Regions from separate parts of the Homo sapiens genome. Here regions 1 and 3 are each linked to region 2. Evidence: chromatin contacts called from ENCODE Hi-C or POLR2A ChIA-PET data. All regions are on one chromosome and are shown on one strand. The core of a region is the stretch at or near the end of the contact, and the rest is flanking DNA. Distances in the headings are between cores, read along the strand shown. Region 1 overlaps DNAJB12 (DnaJ heat shock protein family (Hsp40) member B12). Region 2 overlaps CHST3 (carbohydrate sulfotransferase 3). Region 3 holds the start of DDIT4 (DNA damage inducible transcript 4).

Region 1 (4,445 bases), core at 1,494-3,993, 330 kb before region 2:
AAAAATTTGGGAGGCCAAGGTGGGTAGATCACCTGAGGTCAGGAGTTTGAGAGCAGTCTGGCCAACATGGTGAAACCCCGTCTCTACTAAACATACAAAAATTAGCTGGGCGTAGTGGCAGGCGCCTTTAATCCCTACTCGGGAAGCTGAGGCATGAGAATCACTTGAACCCAGGAGGCAGAGGTTGTGTTGAGCCGAGATCGTGCCACTGCACTCCATCCTAGGCAACAGAGCAAGACTCCGTCTCAAAAAAAAAAAAAAGTATAAAAATTATAACTAGACAGTGCTTCAAACACATTTTGTATGCCACAGATCAAAGAACAGCTAGCTGGCTAAAATTAAAATATTGTGGACAATTGCAAAACATTTTAAATTCTGGCCAGGCGGAAGGGGTTTCCTTTTGCTCTGACAATATTTATTCAATTTTTTTTTTTTTTAATTTTTTGAGATGGAGTCTCGCTCTGTTGCCCATGCCGGAGTGCAGTGGCACAATCTTGGCTCACTGCAACCTCTGCCTCCCAGGTTCAAGTGATTCTCCTGTCTCAGGCTCCTACGTAGCTGGGAGTACAGGCGCCCGCCACCACACCCAGCTAATTTTTGTATTTTTAGTAGAGACGGGGTTTCACCATGTTGGCCAGGCTGGTCTCGAACTCCTGACCTCGTGATCTGCCTGCCCCTTCCTCCCAAAGTGCTGGGATTACAGGCGTGAGCCACCATGCCGGCCTTTTTTTTTTTTTTTTGAGACAGGGTCTCGTTCTGTCACCCTGGCTAGAGTGCAGGAGCCTCCCCTCCCAGGCAAAGCTCCCACCTCAGGCTCCCCAGTAGCTGGGACCACAGGCCCACACCACCACACCCAGCTAATTTTTTGTATTTTTTGTAGAGATAGGGTCTTACTTTGCTGTTTGAGCACAGGCTGGTCTCAAACTCTTGGGCTCAAGTGGTCCTCCTGCCTCAGCCTCCCACAGTGCTGGGATTACAGGCATGAGCCATTGCCCCTGATCAAAATTTTTTTATTTTGTATCTAACAACAGAAGAGTTTAACATCACAGATTATCACACAGTGAATATATTTGTTAATTTTTATTTCTAATTCTTCTTTTTTTGTTTGTTTGCTTTTTCTGCACCCTAGAACCAGTGCTATTTCTAATTTTTATTTTGTTTTAATTATTATTTTTTGTAGAGATGGGGGTGTATGTTGGCCAGACTGGTCTTGAACTCCTGGCCTCACGTGTTCCTCTCATGTTGGTCTCCCAAAGTGTTGGGATTACAGGCATGAGCCGCCACACTGGCCATAATGTTTAAATTGGTAATATATTTGTGTGGTTCACATCTCAAAAACTTGTATATACTGCATGTCTCCTTCCAGCCCTGCCTTCCATTCTCCTGGAGGAAGCAACTTTTGCTGATTTTTTTTTTTTTTTGGCATTCTGTCAAAAGTAAATGCAGACACCTCACTTCCTCCTGTATTTCACACCAGTTGCTGCTTTGTTTTTATCTGGGAAAGCTGGCAGGTGAAGGAGCGTCTGTGTTTTGGAGCCTCGTGGAGGGAACGGCAGAGTGGTGTCATGTCTCCCCAGGCTCCACTATTCTAGGGGAGCTAGTGGTGATTATGGCTGACACCACACCCCACCCAGGTCCAGCAGAGTGACATTGGCTCTTCCCTCCAGGGCGGGCTAGGGGTGTTTGTGCAGCTGATGCCTATCCTCATCCTGATTCTCGTGTCAGCTCTCAGCCAGCTCATGGTCTCCAGTCCACCCTACAGTCTGAGTCCAAGACCGTGAGTACATGGGTGAGGCCGGGCCATGGGCAGACAAGGGGCTTTAAATTCTCAGCCCCATCAGGGGCCTTCTTTCCCATCCTGATCCAGCCAGTGTGCGATCATAATGCAGAAACCTGGCTTCGAATCAAGAAAATATACTTTCTCTATTCAACTAGGACTCTTAAGCTTTTTAGGATTATGGTCCCCTAAGAAATTGCAGCGAGAGCTACAGAACTTTTCCCTAAAACTATGCACACATGTGCACACACACATACACACACACGATACACATGTACACACACACACAATACATGCACACACATAATACACATGCACACATACACGCACACATATACACACAGAGTTTTGCATATAATTTCGGCGGCTTTGTGACTCTTCCCTGCCCATCTCCCCTGCCAACCCTGACGAAGAACCTCTGCTCCTCGGCTCTGGTTGGGCTTCCTGAGGCTGTGGAAAGAACAGGGCACTAGAGTCAGACAGAGCAAGCATGGCTTAGAATCCCAGCTTCTCCACTAAGAAGCTGTGTGACCCTAAACAAGTTATATAACCTTGGTTTCCTCATCTATAAAATGGGAATTATAACATCCACCTGCTGTGGAAATTAATGAGTAATGCATATAAAATGTCTGGCCCACTAGAAATGCTCAACAATATTAGTTTAATGAATGCTTAGTCTCGACTGCCAGGAGTGAACTTGAGGACATTTCATGAGCCGTTAGGGGGTCAGCTCCCCTCACTGATGTCCAGCACCTGGCCCAGGGTCAGCTACACAGTGGGTGCACATCTTCAGTGGGGTGGGTCCCCCTCTCCCAAAAGGTGGCCACCTCTGGCTGGGAGCTGGCAGGACCCTTCTCAGCCAGCAGGGGGCAGAGTCGGTCCACTGGACCCTGGCCGCCGGCTCAGGCTCCCTGTGGCCAGATGCCAGCCCTTTTCCCTGCAACTGGAGAGATGTGAGGAGCAGAGGACTAGGGCAGGGACTGTTGTCCCCAGAGCACTGGTCCTGTCTGGGTGTCAAGGCTCTTCCCACAGCTGACAGAGCCTGTGATTGGAGCTGGGAGGATAAGGCTCCCTGGAGCCCTTCCTGTCATTTTGTTCCTAAGCCTCTTAACCCTACACTGGGAACTCCTAGATAGGCAGGCAAGCACTCAGCAACAATTGGCTTAGGGGATGAATGGGGAGATGGAGGCACAGAGGCAGAGCCCAGATTCCCTCTCAGGTCTCCAGTTCCCTAGACCAGGCCTCTCCCCAAAGGCCCCAGGTCAGCAGTGTGGTAAGCAGGGATCTAAAGGCAGGGCGTCCTGCGGTCTGGGCCACGTGTGTGGGAGGACGCTGCCTTTTCCTCAGACTCTCCTTTCAGGGAGTGTGCGGGTCCCTGCTCTGGTTTGAGAGGGAACCAACTACTCCTCTGGTCTGTGCGGCACCTCCTGTCTTGGGGCCCATACCCCTAGAGTGCCCTGGGCATGGGGACCCGCACCCACTTTGAACCTGGTATTTCTGGCCAGGTCCGTGGGCCACATCCACAGGCGAGTCACTGACCACCTGGGTGTCGTCTACTATGTGGGAGACACTTTCTCCGAAGAGTACACAGGCTCCAGCCTCAAAACAGTCGAGCGGAATGTGGAAGATGATTATATCGCCAACCTCCGGAACAACTGCTGGAAGGAGAAGCAGCAGAGTGAGTGTGGGGGGAAGGCGGGGGCTGTATTTGGGAGGTGGCTTGGGATGAAGCTGGAAAGCAGGGGAAGGAGAGAGCCCTGCTCACCCTGTGCTCTGAGGGCCCAGCCCCTGGCACTGCCCTGCACCAGCCACCTCCCAGACAAGAGCTGGTCTCCACTCCTGTGTTTCTCCGGGGCTGGGAGCCAGGGGCCACCTGGTAGTTTCCTCAGGTTCCCGTAAATCACTGCCATCAGCCCAGCATGTTGGCTGCCAGAGGTGAGTGTGTAGAGATGGACTGGAGCGGATGGATCCCTGGCCACCCCCTGACTGTGCTCCTGGATCTGTCTGTGGGACCCTGGGGAGGCCTGACCAGGATGACAGGGTCTCACCTTGGCTGGCCTCACTGCATTCTAGAGAAAGGCGCCTCTGTCACCCTCGCCCACATAAGGACTGTAGTCTCTGCTCCTCCATGGTCTTCCTAATGGGAGGCCAGCCCTGCCCAAGCCCCGGGCATGTACCAGCTTTCCTCCGCCCTCCACAGCCCTCGCAGGCTTCCTTGCAGGCTTCGGGAGGTACTGGGTGTGCACTAACCCTGTCCCATTGCTTTGCAGAGGAAGGCTTGCTGTACCGGGCACGCTACTTTGGCGACACAGATATGTACCACAGAGCACAGAAGATGGGCACCCCCAGCTGCAGCCGACTGTCAGAGGTGCAGGCCTCCCTGCATGGATAGTCCTGGGCCAGCCACACCACCGAGGTCCAAGTATGAGCCAGGGCTGCCTCCACCCTGCAACTCCTGGCAGCTTTGGCCCTGGTCATGAGCAGAGGAGGGAGGGGGAGAAAGGGAGGAAGCCTGGTGATTGTGGCAAAGACTCCTGTCCCCAGCCTGACCTCCAGCCTCCAGAGACCGAGCAGCTGTGGGGCCTGCTGGGAAACCAAGGTCGGTTTCCGCCCTCTAGCGATGCTGTCCTCCCCACTCCTCCGCTCTGCTCCCTGGCTCCAGGGGTGT
Region 2 (4,499 bases), core at 1,999-4,498:
CTCTTGGGCTCAAGCAATCCTCCCACCTTGGCCTCCCCAACTGCTGGGATTACAGGTATGAGCCACCGCACCTGGCCTCTACGGTCAATAGGCCCTAGTATAGGAGAGGATGACCCGGGGCTGGAAGACTTTAGGGTCAGGATATCTCCTCTACCACCCAGGCCAAGAATCAACCTTCTGGGAAGGACCTCCTGCTGAAGCTCCTTCCATTGCCAGACAGACAGATGGCAGAGATGGGAGGGAAAGATGTCGTGTGATGCCTGGTGCCCTCTGTTCTGTGGGGTTTGGTCAGCAGCTGCCCCACTACGCCAGCCTCTGGCAGTAGCTCCCAGGCTGAGGGTGCTAGCAGACCGGAAGTAAACTTGTTATTAAACATCTCTTTTCTGTTTATTTTCAAGTGCATGTATTGCAGAAGGACAAAAGCCTAAATTTGCTTTATGTTCCTCAGCTTTTGGAAAATAACTCGGTGACCACCTGCGGTGTATGTGACAGAGACTGGCTTCTATGCACATCTGGTCTTCTCTTTCCCTCTCTATGGGGACCTGAGAATCCTGCCCTCCACTAACTACTCCCAAGGACCCTCCAGGGCCCTCATCCATTCCTCAATTTATAAACAGGTCCCGAGGGGAAGATGGGAACAGGCAGAGTGGGGACAGCCTGTGAGCATTGGACGCTGCTGTGTCTCACCAAGGCCTGGAACGTTCTGAGCCATTTCTATATGCTGGGCCGCAGAACTCATCAACAAGAAAGAACATGAGTAAACACTCATTGCTGAATGGTCCCCTTGTGCTAGGGAGGCTGGCGGCCAGTGGAGAGAGGCCTCAGCTGCTCCCTCTGTCTCCGGGCAGGTGGGCACCTTGCAGGGGAAGGCTTCTGGCAGACAAGCTGGAACAGAGGAGAAGCCAGGGCTGGCCTCGCTGGAAAAAGAGGCCCGGCCACCAGTGCTTCCATCTTCTCCATCCCAGCTCCAAGCTGAAAATCATATCCACATGGGTGACTCCAACCATATCCATAACGTTTCAAGCCAATAGTCACACCACACTGTCCTTCCCCAAACCCCAAGGGTTCCCAGAGCATCGCTGAGCCCCAGGGGAATACACTTCCAGGAAACATCCACGCGCTTGTGACCTGTCTCAAACACCCGGGCAGAGGTAATACAGCAGCAAGGGCCCTGATGTAGCATCTCAGATCAACAAGAGAGAAACCAAGGGATCTCAGATCTTAAACAACGTCCTGGGGCCATCGTGGTGCTGGCGCTCCAGCTCATTCTCCTCTTGTGTTCTGAATCGTCTTCTGGTGTCCATGCATGAACGGAGTGTGTGAATGGTTTCTATTGTTATTTTGTCTTTCTTGATTTGGGTACAGCTTTGAGTCCCTGCAGATAATAAGGTATTTTCTGTCTCTTCTTTTCAAAAAATAAATAAATTAAGTCAACCTGCAGTGTGCACATTGTCAATGTCCTGAGAAGTCCCAAAGGCCCATTCTTGGTACCATCCTCAGAGGGCGGAGTGGGAGGTCTTGGCCCAGAGTAAGAAGGAGGGATAAAGTCTACTGTCCACATTAGCAGGGCCCCTAGGAAGAGCCTTGGATGGAGGTGGCTGCCCCCTCCCCAGTCCCAGCCCCTCCGACCTCCACATGGGGAACAGAGGAGGGAGCAGTGGGGAGGCTGGGGAAGAACGGCCAGCACTTCTGGGCCTGCCAGAAACATCCTGGCCCCACGGTCATGTTTTCAGAGCTGGTGTTCCTTTGAACTCCAAATTAGAACCATGTCTCTGCACAACTTACTCTTGGACTCTAAAACCAAGAGTGTTGGGGTGTTCAGGCAAAATAGCAAAAGAAAAGAAAATAAAAAAAACCCAAGAGTGGAGACCTCCTTGAATGACTGGAGTCCACAGTGACAGAGACCCAGCAGCTCAAATAGGCTGATTATAGCGAATCCCATGAGATGGTTACTGGCCTCACCTTCTCCAATGGTGGCTTCCTGCCAGGACACACTCTTCCCTCCCCCATGGCAATGTTGGACTCAGATCCTGTACTTCCATGGTGTCCATATTACTCAACCCAAAATGCAGCCCTCTGGGTTTACAATGGGCCGTATCTGACAGAGAAATTGTCCAGGAAACCAGAAGCAGAGCTGGGCAGCCCTCGGCAAACCCTTGCAGCTCCTTGTAAGCTCTGGATACTGAGTTCTGCTCCTGGGTTTGAGGTGGGAGTGGGGAAGGCCTTCTACTCTGGGTACACTTGTCGCTTGTCATGAGGCCCCTGCCCACCCAGGAAACATGTTAGGGCCTGTGAGGGATTTTCAAATCCAGCTTCTTCTCAGGGAGGGGCGAGGGCTGCAAATCTCTGCTGCTCTGGACACTAGGCAAGAACGCTGGTGGCTTTGAGATTCATCCCACATGGGGTTCAAACAGAAAAGCCCATAGGGCACTGTGGCCTGCCACGTGGCCACCTCTCCTCGTTCCTCCTGGGGAAGGCTCCTCCTCCTGTCCTCTCCCTCTGCCAGGAGCCAAGTGCTCCCTGCTGGTTTTCCCCAGCCTCCCTCAAGCCCTCAGGCCTCCACTGCTTGGAAGAGGCGCTCCTACAGAAACAAAAGCAAAAACACAGCCATGAAACAAGAAAGACACCAAGCCATAAATAAAAGCCCGAAACAAAACACCCAGCACATCCTGCGTTAAGCAATACTCTTCCCAGGGCCCTAAGGAGGAATTCCAGGCACTGGCTGTAACCACAGCAACCAACTGGCTGACTCCTGTCCACGAGGGAGAAGGCGGGCTTCTCAGGGGAGGGGGGGCATCCTGGTGGGACTTCTCCCCCACGGGCACTCTGTACTTTCCTCTTGGCCCTACCCCAGATGAGGCCTGGCTGGAAATGGAAGGCCCCGTGAGCTGCCTTTTGCCTCCAGGGACCACAGCTGCTTCTGCCTGCCAGGCCTGAGGCAGCCTTCAAATATGGACATGTTCGGGAGCCAGCCAAGCTAGACGGGGCCTTTGGCTGCACCATTTCAAAACATCCTGCCTGCCAGCCGCAAGGATGTGGATGGGTCAGAGGAGGTAGCCATGAGAATCTAAGGCGGGCAGGGGCTTTGAACGCTGCAGTTCTGAATCCACTGTTCAGTCCAAACCCGGCCAGGGAACTGTGTCATGTCATGGCCCTTTAACGCGTTTCTTTCCCCTGCCCTGCCCTCGAAATAATCCTACAAATGTTAAGCACAGGCTCCTCTGAGGTGTGTCATACAGAAAAACCCTGTGGGCATAAGCAGCGAGGAAGCTTGTCTGCATAGATGTGTGTGCACTTGTGCCTTTATGATGCTTGTCTATGTATGGTGTACATGTATGTATGTCTATACGCATGTGTGTGTTTTGCAGCTCTATAAGGGGCCCATATTCATCAGTAACCAGCACAGCCAACCCATTCATGAAAACGCTGAATCGCTCTGTACTAGTTGGTAAACAGCCACTGTCACCTCAAACGAGCCTCAAATGCCACCTTTGACACCCACGGCTGTCCTAGCCCCTCCTCCAAGGACCCACCCAGATTCCAGACTTCACCATCCAGACAAGAAACGGTTAACACCAAATAAAGCAGGAGGTCTGACTGTCACTGGTCAGAGCCTTGCCCCTTCTGATTGTTAAATATTTGGACTCTGGCCTGCAGGGTCTCCAGGCACGAATGTATGTTTCTGTGTGTGTGAGATCGAAGCTTGCCAACAGGCCCGGGCCTGCCTAGGCCTGCTCAGGAGGCTGCAACCCGTTGGGTCTGGGTGTGATGGCCCTCAAGGGGACCGGGCACTGTCCTGTTCTCCGCAATTAACCCTGGGGCCGCCGCTTTGGCTGGAGCGCTGGCTGGGGGCCCTACTGCTACAGGAGGCGCTGCCCGCTCATGGCGCTGTGCACCCGCCCTCTGCGAGGGCTGCGGCAGAAAGACGGGGCAGGCCTTTCACGAGGAGGGGCATACGGGGCCCCGGCCCCCCTACGTGACCCAGAAGGTGCCCCTCTCCTCCAGCAGGCTGACTGAGCGGTTGGTGAGGGCGGCGGCGTCCCGCGCCAGTTTGTAGCCGAAGAGGCGCATGGCAGGGCCGCAGGCGGCCTGCACCACCTGGGCCAGCTTGAAGGGCATGCTGAAGCGCCACTTCTCGAACTGCTCCGAGGAGTTCTTCTGCGTGGAGTAGATGCCGCTGCCGTCGTGGGCCGCCTGCGTGTTCTTTTGGATCCAGTCTTCCACCTGCGGGGTCAGGGGGATGCCGGCGAAGCGGTACATCTCGCGGGCCTTCTGCAGCGGCCCGCGTGCCACGTCCTCGTAGCGCACCAGCATGTAGCGGCCCCGCAGCCAGGCGGGCTGCCGCAGCCCCAGCTCCGCGGACAGGCGGATGCTCTCGCAGTTGCCCCGCAGCCGCTGCACCTCCTCTTCCCTCAGGCCGTCCTGGCCCTCGTCGTCCAGCCACTTCTTCCAGGTCTTATACTTGCCGGCGAAGGCCACCATGCGCGAGGCCAGCACGG
Region 3 (4,634 bases), core at 1,477-3,976, 260 kb before region 2:
CTTGCTCTCTAAGCCCTTAGCACTCCTTCCCTCACCTGTGTGTGTGCAAGGAGTTCTGCACCTGCCTGGTCCAGACTTCCTTCCAGTGGCAGCTCATGCCCCTCTTGGTTCCTTGTCCAGTGAGAGGCATGAGCTAAGTAGCATTTTTCAAACTCCCCCTCTTAGTCTTTTTAAATCCAGAGATAAGATTTGTAATTTTCATGATGGTAGAACAACTGATTTTTTTCTCCCAGAAAGAAAAAAGGTATTTTCTAGTTCTTTCACTGTTTATTAAAGACCTTGGGCTCAGTGGGCCCTCCTGTCTGGGCCTTCTAACCGGGGCAGCCAGGTGAGCTCTCCCTCTGGAGACTCTGGCTCGGTGGGAGGTCTGACTCACCCCCTACCTTCAGGGGTTTCCAGTGTGTTCTCCTAGTAGCTTCAGCCAGCACAGGGCCAAGGGTTCTTGGCACAGATGGCACACGGTACACATACCTCTGTCACCAGGCTGGCAGGCAGTCCCGGAAAGGGATGGAGGAACACACAGGTGGACCCCAGGGCCTGATGAGACCTGCCTTTCACTAGCACCCATCTCCCTCCTTTTCACTTCATGGTACTGATGAGAGACTCAACCAACTGTTTTAACAAACATGTTTATTAGAAAAGTAAAAAATATTGCATAGGTCTTAATACTTGAACATCAAGTGTATTCATGAACAGTGAGTATCTTATCTTCATGTAAACAGTTCTAGATGGAAGACCCAGATGGCACTCCTCCCGGGGAGGGGTTCCAGCCCCCACCCTCTCAGCCCCTCCCCTGCCAGCTCAACTCTGCAGTACACGATGGGGGAAGGCTTAAACGCAGCTGCCAGGTGTAATTTTTCAAGTGTCAAAGATCCCAAGTGATCCCTGACACCCACCCCTTCCTACTCTTACATTCATGCGTCTGTAAGATAGCTGCCTACAACAGGTCAGTAGTGATGCTCCGATCAGAAAAACAAGATACAAAACAAACAACAAACACACTTGGTCCCTTCAGACCAGTAAGATACACAAACCACCTCCACGACCTCCGACCTCCCCCCTCCCTCCGGCTGCTCTGAGGAGCACGTGCCTCTTCCTTCACCCTGGGCCGGGCTGGGGCGGGAGCAGCCCAGCTGCTCTCTGGATGTCACACCACTGTTAACTGTCAGTAACAAAAATAATAAGGTACATGCTACACACACATCCAGCTGGAAGCCTTGTTGGCCCCTAAGCCTTTGTTTCATGCTACAGTACTGAGGGGTATGTGTCCCCAATGCACAGCCACCCGCACACAACTCAATGAGCTTCCTGGGAAACACTATTCCCCCACCTCCACCTTAGGTGGCTGCCTCAGTTTTCCAACCACAGGAATCAGTCCCTCAGCTCCTGCCTCTAGTCTCCACCCCAAAAGTTCAGTCGTCTCTGTCTTGGAGGGCACTGTCGGCCCCCTCAGGTTGAAGTTCAACACTCCTCAATGAGCAGCTGTTCCGAGCTGTACAGCTTCTTCTTGATGACTCGGAAGCCAGTGCTCAGCGTCAGGGACTGGCTGAAGCCAGGGAGGAAGGGAGAGTTGGCGGAGCTAAACAGCCCCTGGATCTTGGGCCAGAGTCGTGAGTCCAGGCGCAGCACGAGGGTCAGCTGGAAGGTGGGCACCAGGCTGGGGTCGAGTGCCAGCTGGCCCACGCTGTGGCAGCTCTTGCCCTGCTCCACGCAGACGTCCAGCAGCGCCCCCCGCAGGCCGCACGGCTCGCTGTAGGCCAGGCGCAGTAGTTCTTTGCCCACCTGGCTTACCAACTGGCTAGGCATCAGCAGGCGCGCAGGGCGTCGAGAGCCCAGCCGCGCCTGGGCCAGGCTCTCCTGCAGCAGCTGCATCAGGTTGGCACACAAGTGTTCATCCTCAGGGTCACTGAGCAGCTCGAAGTCGGGCAACGACACCCCATCCAGGTAAGCCGTGTCTGGAAAGGAGAGCACACAGGAAGGGGTATTAGAGCGGCTTCAAAACGAAACGCACAGGCGGGGGAGGTGCTGTTTCCTTAAGAAACCAACGCTCCTTCCCACTCCGTGCCTCAGTTTCCGCCTCACTCACCTTATACTCCAATTCCCCCTGCCCCCAAGCAATCTGGGTCCCGATGGGATAGGAAGCCAAGGCGGCTCTGACCCCTTCCAGCACCGGGGCTTCCCCACCTTCCCGGCCCCTCGAGTCGCGTCGGCACCCGCCCACCGCTCACCTTCCTCCGGCCCGAAGCCACTGTTGCTGCTGTCCAGGGACTCGCAGTCCGAGCTCTCCAGGCTCGTGGAGCGGTCAAACCCCTCCTCCCGGGTCGCCGACCCCCAGGCTGAGCGCGGCGGCCGATCTGGGGTGGGAGTTCGGGGCAAGGACGAGGGCGAAGAGGAGGTGGACGACGACGAGAAGCGGTCCCAAAGGCTAGGCATGGTGAGGACAGACGCCAGGGCGTTTGCTGATGAACTCAGAGTGCCGGAGCGTAGAAGCCGCTGTAAGACAAGAGGGGGACCGACCAGGCGTCAGTCTGGGGACCAGACCAGACCAGACCGCGAGCTCTAGGACCCACACACAGAAGGGACACTCACCAGCTAGCGCGGTCAGCGAGAACTGCTAAGACAAGTGCGTCCTGCCGCTTGAATGGGTGTGCGAACCCGTGCCAACCACCGAGAGCCGCCCAGACCCGTCCCAGGTCCACGCTCGCACCTCCCCCTTGGCCTGCTGCGCCCTAGCACCAGCGCGGAGCAGCCTATAAGGACTAGCGCGGCGAGGCCACGCCTTCTCTGCGCCACGACCCAATCCAGACCCGGGAGTGTGGCCCGCCTTGGCCAATGGACTCCGGGCGCACGTAAGCAACGTTCTCTCCTGCCCGGTGACAGCGGCCGGGCCCCGCCTCCATTGAGCCCCAGAAAGCTCGCAGTCGAACCCCGACCCACCGCCACGCCCCCTTTCTGGAAAGGATCCGCGGCGGCTGCAGCTGCCAAGGTCCCCGAGGGCGCTCGCGGCAGGGGAGGATCAAGGAAAGACTTGTTTATTATAGGGTTGCATTGCTGGAGGAGGGGACAGCCCGTGACCAGGCTAGGAGGAGAGGCAGGGAAGCGTGAGGGGGCGGCGGGCAAGGAAAATGGTTGCCCCCAGCGTCTTGGATCCTAAAGCTTCGGGAACAACTGGGCACACACGGGGGGGATGCCCGTGGGACGGCGGCGCAGGAGCAGACGTTAGCCCGGCCTGCCCTCGCGCCCTTACCCCCTCTATCCCTGCTTTGCAAAGGCTCGGGATATGGGGGTGGGGTCCACAGACTGGGAAGCTCCGGGCACCATGCTGCCCCTTCCCCAAGGCCCCACCTGCCCATCCTGGCTGTTACTCTACAGCCCAGGACATAGGTTAATGGGGATCCCTGCCTCCTCCCAAACCCTATCTGCTTCCACTTCCAACTGCTCCCAAGGAGAGGGCTTGAGGAGAGTGGTTAGAGGAGTGTGGATGGGCCCGGGTTCATAGCGCCCAGTGCAGGGATGGAAGCGAGGATTCACAGCAGTCGGACTCACAGACCCATCCGCCCTCCCCGCGGACTGCAGGCAGCGCAGCCGGACCTCCCTGCCCGGGCGCCCCCCGGGTCCTAGCACCCAGCGCTCGCCTAGCGCTTTGTGTAAAAGATCCAGACGGTTGCATCAGGACCGAGGACCGAGATCTCTGGAAAAGCCAGGGAGTGCAATGGCCATCCCGTGTTTCATCATTCAGGCGGGGCCACAGGAAATCTGGCCTGGCAGCAGTGCTCAGAGGCTAACAGTGGTTGCTGAGGGTGGGTGGAGGTTGAGACGGACTCGACCTTTATTGCTCTAAAGGTTTATCAGTCTGGGACAGGAGGACCCTGATGGAAGAGGGAGCCAAACTTACATCAGATGCCCAGGGCCCCGGGGGCGGGCAAGGAACCTAACCAGATAGGCGGGCCTTGCCTCGGGTCAGGCTTGCTTTCGCGTGACAAATGACACTTGCAGGAGATGTCAGGCCACTGCCCTCCGCAACCCCCATCCCCACCCCAACTTAGAAAAAAGAAAAAGCTGACACTTGGGCCAAGACTTAGAACCTGAAAGAACCAGAATCCAAGCTCTGCACCCTACTCTCATTTGACAGGTGGGAGACCCACTTATGGAGACAAATTTATGGATTAAAAAAAGAAATCAGGGGATCCAGGAGACATCTTAAAGACAGCTGCAGAATGGAATAGTTTGTGAGCCACTGGGACTTTCAAGGCCTTCTCTTCCCATTCTTCAAGCTCTGTCGCTTGTTGGAGCCTTAAAGACACCAGATTGCTTAACAATGGGGATATAAAAATTAAAAATAATAAAAGACACTGGATCAAGGCGGCTAGTTGTTCTTGGAGGGCTGGAGTAGATGACATACTCTTGAAATCACTCTTACAGAGGTGACCTGCATGGGTGTGTCTTCCTGCTGGCCAGAGAGAAGATCTGAATTAATCCATCAGGAACATTCACATTTCCTCCAGGCTGATTTGGGCGGGACACCTAAACACCCTAAGGAAACAAGAGTTACGATGTTTTTTCTTCTTCTTCTTCTTTTTTTTTTTTTTTTTGAGATGGGGTCTCACTCTTTCACCCAGGCTGGAGTGCAGTGG

What was found. A loop is a pair of places that touch in the nucleus more often than their neighbours do. ChIA-PET counts read pairs that join two places held with the same protein, here RNA polymerase II (POLR2A). Pooled maps may share reads with other maps.
Region 1: a pooled map shows a loop between it and region 2 (2.6-fold over the local background). The contact joins two enhancer-like sites. A Hi-C loop is called at or near these places in 2 of 50 pooled maps. POLR2A ChIA-PET finds 5 or more read pairs at or near these places in 6 of 52 experiments (Caco-2, MCF 10A, PC-9 and 3 more).
Region 3: a pooled map shows a loop between it and region 2 (2.0-fold over the local background). The contact joins the promoter of DDIT4 here to the enhancer-like site in region 2. A Hi-C loop is called at or near these places in 2 of 50 pooled maps. POLR2A ChIA-PET finds 5 or more read pairs at or near these places in 6 of 52 experiments (H1, MCF 10A, OCI-LY7 and 3 more).

What each region holds. Positions count from the first base shown.
Region 1 is chr10:72,335,534-72,339,978 of GRCh38, reverse strand. DNAJB12 (DnaJ heat shock protein family (Hsp40) member B12) reads left to right here. Exons shown (of 9, transcript NM_017626.7): 6 at 1,668-1,777; 7 at 3,283-3,455; 8 at 4,048-4,199. The coding sequence ends at 4,169. Among named protein-coding and RNA genes, the nearest start is that of DNAJB12, 17 kb to the left of the region's middle. RefSeq lists an enhancer at 4,073-4,192. Within about 2 kb of position 2,743, at least 25 of the 41 ENCODE cell types and tissues checked have a DNase peak (open chromatin) inside an H3K27ac peak, as active enhancers do.
Region 2 is chr10:72,007,945-72,012,443 of GRCh38, reverse strand. It overlaps CHST3 (carbohydrate sulfotransferase 3), which reads right to left. Exons shown (of 3, transcript NM_004273.5): 3 at 1-4,499. The coding sequence ends at 3,973. Among named protein-coding and RNA genes, the nearest start is that of CHST3, 46 kb to the right of the region's middle. Within about 2 kb of position 3,248, at least 28 of the 41 ENCODE cell types and tissues checked have a DNase peak (open chromatin) inside an H3K27ac peak, as active enhancers do.
Region 3 is chr10:72,272,016-72,276,649 of GRCh38, reverse strand. It overlaps DDIT4 (DNA damage inducible transcript 4), which reads right to left and starts at 2,726. Exons shown (of 3, transcript NM_019058.4): 1 at 2,590-2,726; 2 at 2,229-2,493; 3 at 614-1,955. The coding sequence starts at 2,433. The coding sequence ends at 1,462. It overlaps DDIT4-AS1 (DDIT4 antisense RNA 1), which reads left to right and starts at 2,939. Exons shown (of 2, transcript NR_186445.1): 1 at 2,939-3,800; 2 at 4,133-4,634. RefSeq lists enhancers at 560-1,083, 2,352-2,471, 3,182-3,705, 3,706-4,229.